Regions from separate parts of the Homo sapiens genome. Here region 1 is linked to region 2. A link is a loop called in an ENCODE intact Hi-C map of the cell type or tissue named here. Cell type or tissue: ascending aorta. All regions are shown on one strand. Region 1 overlaps CA12 (carbonic anhydrase 12). Region 2 overlaps APH1B (aph-1B gamma-secretase subunit).

Evidence for each region. A loop is a pair of places that touch in the nucleus more often than their neighbours do. Peaks named below come from ENCODE experiments on the same cell type or tissue, not always from the same donor. Only the 100,000 strongest peaks of a DNase experiment are listed, where the experiment ranks them.
Region 1: it touches region 2 in a loop (2.1-fold over the local background); 1 of 110 quality-filtered maps calls a loop at or near these places.

What each region holds. Positions count from the first base shown.
Region 1 is chr15:63,346,447-63,351,446 of GRCh38, forward strand. CA12 (carbonic anhydrase 12) reads right to left here. Exons shown (of 11, transcript NM_001218.5): 3 at 84-263. Among named protein-coding and RNA genes, the nearest start is that of CA12, 33 kb to the right of the region's middle. RefSeq lists an enhancer at 1-76. In ascending aorta, no CTCF peak of the experiment used is centred here; DNase peaks (open chromatin) are centred at 2,125 and 3,849; H3K27ac peaks cover 2,650 bases.
Region 2 is chr15:63,292,095-63,297,094 of GRCh38, forward strand. All of the region lies in intron 4 of APH1B (aph-1B gamma-secretase subunit), which reads left to right. Among named protein-coding and RNA genes, the nearest start is that of APH1B, 17 kb to the left of the region's middle. In ascending aorta, no CTCF peak of the experiment used is centred here; DNase peaks (open chromatin) are centred at 811 and 2,427; H3K27ac peaks cover 1,343 bases.

The DNA.
Region 1 (5,000 bases), 54 kb after region 2:
TCCCTGCCAGATGGAAAAGGACAGGCCTGGCAGCTGAGGGAGACTCAGACATACCCCTCAGGTCTCCAAGGCCTCTCCCTCACCTGAATGGCCATTGTTGGTCAGGAGAAACTGCTTGTTGGCAGACAGATTGTAGCCTTGGAACTCGAGGGGCGTGAGGCTGGCGTCATACTGGAGGATGTCACTGTGCAGGTCTATGGGGGACTGCAGCAGGCCCCCACACGACGGGTACTTCTTGGACCAGCTATTCTCCCCATCAGGACCTGGACACAGAGATCCATGCTCAAGATTTAGAGTTTCTCACAAAGGGATTTTCCTTATCTTCTAATTCTCTGTTCAATACAATTACTCCTTTTCTCCTCTTTTCTGAATCCCCGGAGGTAAATCTTCAAGGCTCAGAGTCTTGGCCTCCAGAATCAGGTCCAGCAACCACTCAGGACCACCTGCTCTTAAGTGATGTGGGGAAAGAAGGACTAGGGCTGCACAGGCCAGAGCCAGAAGGCCACCGAACTCTGCTTTATTTTGTACATTGTTCCTGTTTGACACACACGTCAAGACCTGTTGACTTTCAGCAATTCAGCATCTGCTTAGCCAGTACCTATTATGAGCCAGGAATTACTCTGGGTCTTGGGGCTGCCAGGTTGAATACAATAGAGCCCCTGCTCATCCAAGCTGGCATTCTAGCGGGGAAGAATTTAGCAAATCTGCGGGGCCACCCCAGGTGGGAAAAATTAGTGTCTTACTGACCACAGTGCCAAGTATTATCTTGGTGCAAAAATAATTGCGGTTTTTGCCATTCCTTTCAGGCAAAAACCACAACTGCTTTTGCACCAACCTAAATAGGTCTTTGTGGCTGCTGGCTTTGCAAGTATGACCTTCCTGAAGAGAAACCCCTGAGGACATTGACTCTTGATACCCACATTTAGAGTAACTATAGAACCCAATCTGATAGGGATGATTGACAAATGTTAAATAATTATAGGCCTGGAATCACAGAGTGAAGTGCAGAGTTTAAGCTGGAAAAAAATATGACCACACTATAAACTAATTATTACAATATAATTGACACACTATCAGTGAAGAGGAACAGACTTTAAAAAAAGAAATTCCTCCAGGGCTCAAGCTTCTTGCTAACTACCAGATAGCAGTTCCTCCCCTGGAAATGAAAATAAACATGCTATGTGCAGATGAACTTTCCTACTCCCACAGGGAAAAAGTCTTTAAAGAATGTAAATCTATGTTTAAAAGATTATCTCCACGGTAATTAAACAGACTTTCAGGCCAAGGTTTCTCCAGAAAAGCAAAGAATTGGCATGTCATGGCTCGTTAGGGTAGACCCAGGGTGTCCTGTGGGCTCTATCAGAGCTGGGGATCAAGCTTTGCCATCTGGGGGTCCGTTCATCAGTATTTCAACACAAGGAAGGTGGGTAAATAGAGAAAAGGGGAAAGGAACACCACCTCTTCTGGGAATTCTTCTGTAGACCCCTGCACTGTTTCACAAGGGTGTAAATGTTATATTGGCCCCACAGAATCCCAACCCCCTACATCGTGCTCTCTAACTAGGGGACCGTATCTGAGAGTGGGAAGAATCCGAAGTGATACTTGGTACCCAGGTTCATTTCAAATGCTATGAGGCGTTGGTCCCAGGCTTAGTTAGTTCTTACTTCTAGGTCCGGACACACACATCGGAACCCTACTGATTTTTCAGGCTGTCAACCTTAGGCTATGCATTTTCAGAAATGTTACAGCATGACGGAATTGCAGAATCTCCAGTCCAACCTTTCACTGGACACCAGTCTTCTCACTTGGGCATGGCAGAGTCTCCGCTGAGCTCTACTATTCTTATTTTCAAGGCCTCAAAATAACTCAACTACACCAAGATGGTGACTAGGGAAGAGGGAGGCTGGAGGATATCAAAGCAGGCACTCCAGGGCCAAACTGGAGTAAGACAATTATTCAGCTGGGGGCCAAACCGAATGCTTTAGGGGCAGCGGGGAGCAGAATGAAGCAACCGTGAGGCCTCATGTAGAACCCCAGGGTCAGGAAGAGACACAGCACAGGGTAAGACTCCCTAAGTGAGGCTGCCAGCCTTTTCTGTGCTCACAATACTGCCTGGGCCCACAGCCAGCAGGGCGGAAGCTGCCAGCCAGGCATGAATGCAAAAAACTCAGGAAGTAAAGAGATGCATCATTGAGAAGCTTTCTCTTTGCACACATGACTAAAGGGAACTGGATTAGAAGGGTTTTCTTTTCCCACAGTGGAGGTTCAAAAAGGTTTCATCAAGAGGGCATTTTACTGATAGCTAAACGAGAGCCTCGTGAAGATAGGGACCCCTCATCTTCGTCTCTGTGAACCCATATTATAAGTAGGGTCACGTGCCCCCATGGGCATTTAGGAAACATTTTCCCAAAGAGTGAAAAAGAACAGAGGGCTTGGGAAAATGTGACTTGGGGAATGTTTCCTTTTTCTCTTGCTCTAAATACGCTTTATTGGAAGTTAGGACCAAATAAGGTATTTGGGGGGCAGGAAAGACTAAGGATATTAAAGGCAGTAGAGTTGGTGTTGGCAAAACCTGTCTTGGAAAGAGAAGCAGCTATGTTGGACCAGGGGAGTCCAGAGAATGAGATTCCAGCATCAGCTGTCCCAACACTTCAGTGGGTTATGTTCCCTGCTGGAGCCTCCATTGCCCTTCGTGCAAATGGTGGGGGTGGTGGGCGTAGTGGTGGGGATGGGATGTGTGTGGAAGCTATGTTCTGGAAGGTTCCTTCTGGCTCTTAAGCTCTGATATTTATTAAGAATACTAGGACTAAGCACCTTCTCCATCTGTCAGGCAAATTTGAATGAGTCAGAAAGGTTGCTCATGTCAAGGCAGCTACTGGGCATGTGACAAGGTGCCCAGGGGAACCAGCTTCGGGAATGAGGGCACAGGGCACCGGTGCTCCAGGACTGGCTGGGATCAGACAGCCATCTGCATCAGGAACCTGCCCTGGTCCTGGCTGCCATCCACAGCGGAGTTCGTCCTTGGGCACCAGTCACAGGTCTGTAGGTCAGCAAGGTCAAGAAAGCCTTGTCTTCGCCTCCTCCTCCTCCTCCTCATTGTTATTATATTGTAGTAGCTTTGATCCTTATAACTCTATAACCTTACGGGGTAAGCAAGGCAGAATTGCACCATTTTATGGGTGAAAAATAGAGATTTAAGAGATTTGCCGGAAGTTTGACTTTGGCTAAGTAACAGTTACTTTGCTTGGGTCACAGGACTTATGTGTCCTTCAGTATTTATCCAGGAGATTTTGTGCACCTGGAATTTCCTGGCTTCCCCACGCTGTCCTTGAAGACAAGGACCACGGCTCATCCATCGCTGCACTTCCCACAGTGCCTGGCACAGAGTGGGCCCTCACATGTTTACTAAGCTGAACTCTCAACACCTGTTTCATGCTTGTTCCTTTCCCAGGGAACGTGCACCCACCTTAATTCCCTCATGTATTTCTTCTCCTCAAAAAAGAGGAGGAAAAATGAGATCACTTGCTCAGGTTCAAAATGTACCCTCCTAGCTTTCTAGCTTACCTGTGTGCAAATGGTTTCTGTTTGGGGGCACTAATTGAAAAAGAAATCTGATTTCTGCCCTGTAGCCTGGGAGACGGCCTGCCAAGGAAGTTCATAGGGCCCTCCCCCAGCATGTAATGGCTAGTGGGTGTCCCCGCCTTGCATAGCTGGGGACACTGTCAGAGCAGCCTCCTGTCTTTGTGGCATGTGAGAGATAGAGGTGCCATGAGGGTGGGCACCGGGACAACCAATATCAGAGGTGACAACAGCAGGCCTTTCTGTTCCCTGAGCTGTGACATGTGACTGCACAGTGCTGGCCTTATGCTGGCCGCTACACCCTGGGCTACCATTTTCCAACTCAGTGTCAGCTTTCACACTCATGCCAAGTGCTCCACTGCCAGAAATCCTCCACTGGGAGTGACTCTCCTAAAAGAAGCATTTATTTCCAGCTAAAACTTTGCCTTTGCTCTTCTGAGTTTTGACTTCGCCTCTCCAGTTGGTTGGACTCCTCCCATGATCGTGATACAGGAGGATCACGTGTCTTTCACAGTTTGTTTTTCTAAATAAAGCCAAGGCATTATTTCTTTCCTGTCTATGTGTTTTTCCTGCTCTAGGCAAAACAGAAGTGGTCAGAATTCCTGTTTCGAAAGGTAACAAGAGATTAACATGGCACAGCTCAAAATGCCTCTCGTGATTTCTGATTGGGAATTTTGAGGCCCAGGGTGTAGGACCTGCATTATCCAAGGACCAGAATGTTTTTACAGAAAATTTCAAATGTATACAATGTAGAGAGAGGAGTGGAATGAACCCCATGTCACCCAGCTTGGACAGTTTACAATTCAGAAACAGTCCTGCCTCATCTATGCTAAGCCCATTCTCCCCTTATCTACCTGGATAACTGGAAACAAATCCAGATATATTTCATCTGTATATATTTCATATGTTTCTCTAAAACATAAGGGCTCTTAAAACCACAGTACCATGACCACACCTAGAGAGTTAAGAATTAATACCTTAAGATTACCGAATCCAATTAGAATTCAAATTTTTCCAAATAGGTCATAAATTTTTAACAGTTTGTAAATTTCAGGGTTCACATACAGTCCATATATTTTTTGCAATATTGCAATTAGAGGATGTGTTATGGCCTAGATTACAGCTTGATGGTGGAATGCCTCATCAGAGAACACCTGGGCCCCGCTCCTCCAAGGCTCAACATCTCAGAGCCAGCTTGGTCTATCCTTTGCCCTTAGTGGGTCATGGACTCCCATGCTTCCATGGGTTAGGCCCTCGCCATGTCACACTGCAAAGGCTTCCCACAGGCAACCAGCCCCAGCCTTCCTTGTTACACTGCCAGGCTGGCTCTCCTGCAGTAACCAGATCAATCTTGTCATAGCCTGGCTTGGGTGGCACCACCCCACCACCCATCCGTACACTCCCTTTCTCCCTAGCATGCC
Region 2 (5,000 bases):
TGTGGCAGTTTGTTAAAGTTTAGACTCGACTGAAAGCTCTTTGTAAGCAAGACTATCTCAATACCTACATTTCCAAATTCCAAAGTAGTAGAGAAAGTATAACATCTCCTAATGATACAGAAAAAATGATCAACAATAGATTGTAACCTGCAGTTCTTATCCTTTTATGATTTCATTAGAATCTTAATTTCTTGTAATAAGTTGTCACAACTAACTGCTACTGTTTATGATACAGTGATACTCTATACGCTGTATATATCATCGAATTTGTATTTTTCATTATCTGTTTTCTCTTTCTCTTTTTTTCTAAGAGATAAGGTCTTGCTCTGTCACTCTGTCACTGGAATGCAGTGTTAATGATCTTAGCTCTCTATAACCTTGAACTCCTGGGCTCAAGTGATCCTCCCACTCAGCCTCCCAAGTAGCTAGGACCACAGGCATGTGCTGCTATGCCCAGCTAATTTTTGTATTTTTTGTGGAGATGGGGGTCTCCTTATGTTGCCCGGGCTAGTCCCAAACTCCTGGCCTCAAGCAATCCTCCTGCCTCAGCCTCCCAAAGTGCTGGGATTATAGGGTGTGAGCCACCACGCCTGGCTTGTTTTCTTTATATCAATAGTGTAAGCCTTTCTTTCCAGCTGCTCAAATAACTGAGAATAGAAAATTGTACTTTTTGGAATGCACTTTCATTAAATGGATATGACCTATCATAGTCTCTAGTAGCTTGTGATACATTATGAAATGCACACATCACAGGCATCAGTCTTCAGGCAGTGTGTAAGCAGGCAGCTCAGTGTATTGCTTCACAGTCTCTAGCTGAAAGAATGACATGGGCTGCGGCTGTAAGACTTGATGGCTCTTCTAGGTATGTTTCAGGCCACACTGAATCACTGATGTCTCTTTCCTCACACGGATGAATGGCTAGGCTCTGCTGACTACCTTTCGGCGCAGTTGAATGACTTGCACTTCTCCATTCTCTATAGACCTTGTTTCTTCTCATGGGTAAAATTGTCCTTATTTTCGTCAGCCACTGCTGCCTTTATTTTTAGTTATTTATTTTATTTTATTTTACTTTTCTTTTTTTTTTTACTGAGACCGAGTCTTACTCTGTTGCCCAGGCTGGAGTGCAGTGGTGCGGTCTCGGCTCACTGCAAGCTCTGCCTCTCGGGTTCATGCCATTCTCCTGCCTCACCCTCCCCAGTAGCTGGGACTACAGGCGCCTGCCACCACGCCTGGCTAATTTTTTGTATTTTTAGTAGAGATGGGGGTTTCACCATGTAGGCCAGGCTGTTCTTGAACTCCTGACCTCAGGTGATCTGCCTGCCTCAGCCGCCCAGATTGCTGGGATTACAGGCGTAAGCCACCGCACCTGGCCTGTTTTTTTGTGTGTTTTTCTTCTTCTTCTTCTTTTTTTTTTTTTTCTTGAGACAGAGTCTTGCTCTGTTGCCCAGGCTGGAGTGCAGTGGCACGATCTTGGCTCACTGCAACCTCCGCCTTCCAGGTTCAAGCGATTCTCCTGCCTCAGCCTTCTGAGTAGCTGGGATTACAGGAGTGCGCCACCCTGCGCAGCTGATTTTTGTATTTTTAGGAGAGACAGGGCTTCGCTATGTTGGTCAGGTTTTTCTCGAACTCCTGACCTCGTCATCTGCCCGCTTTGGCCTTCCAAAGTGTGGCCTATTTGTTTATGTTTTGAGACAGGGTCTTGCTCTGTCACCTAGGCTGGAGTGGAGTGGTGTGATCATGGCTCACTGCATCCTTGACCTCTGAGACTCAAACAATCCTGCCACTTCAGCCTCAAGTAGCTGGGACCACAGGCACATGCCACTAAACTCAGCTAATTTTTTTTTTTTTCCTGTAGAGATGGGGTCTCACTATGTTGTCCAGGCTGGTCTTGAACTCCTGGGCTCAAGTGATTCTCCTGCCTCAACCTCCTGAAATGCTGTACCTAGCCACTGCTGCTTTTAATTTTCGGTGTTTTGGGGGTTTTGTTTCTTTTTCTTCAGTGAATTTCACAGACATTTTTTTTTTTGTAGCCACAGTGAGCAGGATACCATATTACAGGTTACTGTCCTGTAGATATGATTGCATGAGACAAAAGTCCCATTTTTAAAACATCATCCAGTATGGTATCACTCTTCACTCAGCCCCATAGGAATACATATTTTATTAATTACATCTAATATTTATCATTTGAAAGGGAAAAAAAATCCCACTATTTCCAACTTTATTGCTCAGTCTAGCCCCGCCCCCCGGCAACCTCTCAGCTTGATCCCATGCAGCTCCATGGCCATGTTGGGAATTTGGCCTGGGAATCCCAGCATTTATCAACCTCCTCCATGCCCACTTCTTACCAAAGATGTTCTTCAGTGCTGGGACCACTTGTACCAGTTCACTTTTCCCCCTTTCCACAGCTCTGCTAAAGACAGTCGTAAGGTTCACGTCAGGGTTCCTGCATTGCCCCACTTCCCACTTTTAGGGGAATGGTTCATACTGTAACATGTTTCACTTACTGTGCAGTGTTCCAACACTATTTCCTGGAAACAAACTTATTTGCATAAATGTTTGGAAATCTCTTGTTTCTTTGGAGGAATTAATCAGCTTTGAGGTTTACTTTAATGGGTGGATTTATTGGATTTTACTGCCTTTTATAGTTATTCGAAACCCTCACCAAAGACTTATACTTGAATATTTTTCGTGAGATCAAAGTCCTTTGTTTCGGGTGGTAAGCTACATTTTCATCTCTAGTGAGGCTTTCTCCCTACATTCAGTGGACAACAATTTTAAATACTGCTGACTTCTTATCAGAAATTCTGGAAGGCAGTGGAACAAGGTCTTTAAAATGGTGCACTCCTGCACCCTTCCTCATCTCAGTTAATGGAATTCCATCCTTCCAGGTGCTCAGTTATTTCTTAGAATATTTCCTGATTCTTCCCTTTTTCTCCCATAACTTACATCCATTCCAACTGTAAACCTTACCTGCAATTTCCATCTAAATCTTCATCCAAGGTCTTATGGGCTTAGCTTTGCTTTATAAATGGCATAGATCAGGTTTGAGAGCTTGTTTGGAGCAAACATTTAAAGAAATGGTAAATCTGATTTTGCTGAAACTATTCTAGGCTAGAGACAAACATAGAAATTAATTAGTTTTGTGAAGTCAGTGAAGCATTAATAGAAAGTAATAGAATCCCGAGAACCTGTATCCATTGCCCGCTGCCTGAAGGCAGGTCCCCCATTAGGGGATTGTACTCCAGGCTGCCTTGGGCCTCATGATCCCAATGGCAGCTCTAGCCAGTGAGTTTAGGCCTGTTTTTTGTTTTGTTTTGTTTTGCAGCATTTTTGTGACAGTAGCTGGTTGCTGCAGGGAGTTTCAAATGTTTTTTAATGTGCTACATATAGAAAAAAAGAGTTGACTTGTGGTTCTTCAAAGAGCCTTCTCAGGATCAGTGAGCAGGAGTTAGAGCAGGGTTTCTCAACCTCACCACTATTGACACCTGGGGCCAGATGATTCTTGGTTGGGGGCTGACATGTGTGTTATGGGGTGTTTAACAGCACCCCTGGCCTCTGTCCACTAGATGCCAGAAGCACCCCTGTCCCCCAGTTGTGATAACCCAAAATGTCTACAGACATTGACATATTCCCTCTATGGGCCAAATCATCCCAGCTGAAAATCACTACTGAGTTAAAAGAAGGCAGATTTGGGTTCGGTTTGAGAAGGAACTTTCTCATAGTGGCCATTTAATGAAATGAAATTGGAAGTATTTTGGACCATGTGGGTTATCTTCATTGTGTAGAGGACGGGATCAGACAACTTCTAGCAAACCTCCCAATGCTGACTCCACAGTGATGAGCTAATTTGAGGAGAGTGTTTCATAATTCTTCAGCATTTTCTAGGGGGACTTTAAACATTAAAATAATGTCTTAGAGAAGGTTATTTGATTAGCAATCTATATCTATATTACAGTAAATCAGGCCGCAGAATTCTCTTACATTCTTTAAAACAAAAATGTTAAGTTAAATCCCCATTAGAGAAAGTCATTTTCAAAAGCATTCATTCAGCTCTGGGGCCCGACTCCCACTTGTGCCAGCTGACTGGGGGATCTCTCAAGAGTCTGGAGAGTTTCTACGGCCAGGATGGATGGAGGAGTGTCTCCTGCTTCATGGAACCCTGAAACCCCTGACCTTTCTACTACTTAGAAAAAGAAGCCAAAAGCCCATTGATCTTCACATCCTGCCTCTGGGCAGCTGCGGCTGAGCTTTGGCCTTGGGAAGTCCTCCTTTGTCTGTGGCTGCCACCACCCAGCAGCAGCCTTTGGCTTGCTCTGACTTAGTTAGAGATACCCTGCCCGTGTTAGGGGAAGCTAGGTGATGGCAGTTTCTGTGCTGGCAGGAAGCCAGTATTAGACGCAATTGCTGTCTTAGGCCATTAGCTTTGCAAGGACAGAAAAATAGGCATCGGGAATGAGGGAAAGGAACACGTGTGAAAATGAAGGTGCTTATGAATCTGTGTGTTAGAGCATTTGGGGTATATTCAGGAAGGGTGAAGGAGCCAAATAGTAAATGTTGTTTCTTTTTTTTTTTTTTTTTGAGACGGAGTCTTGCTCTGTCGCCCAGGCTGGAATGCAGTGGTGCCATCTTGGCTCACTGCAACCTCTGCCTCCTGGGTTCGAGCGATTCTCCTGCCTCAGCCTCCCGAGTAGCTGGGACTACAGGTGTGTGCCACCATGCCTGGCTAATTTTTTGTATTTTTTAGGAGAGATGGGGTTTCACCATGTAGGCCAGGATGGTCTTGATCTCCTGACCTGGTGATCTTCCTGCCTTGGCCTCCCAGGCGTGAGCCACCCCGCCCGGCTGTAAATGTTGTTTCTTGAAGATAACACTGAAACGTTTTGCTTAGAAATAGGTTAGAAATATTCACTACCAAGATACTTTGACTTAGAAGTTTATTAGAAGAGGAAGTCCATTATCGACTAGACAGTTACAGTCGTCACAAACTGATATACAGT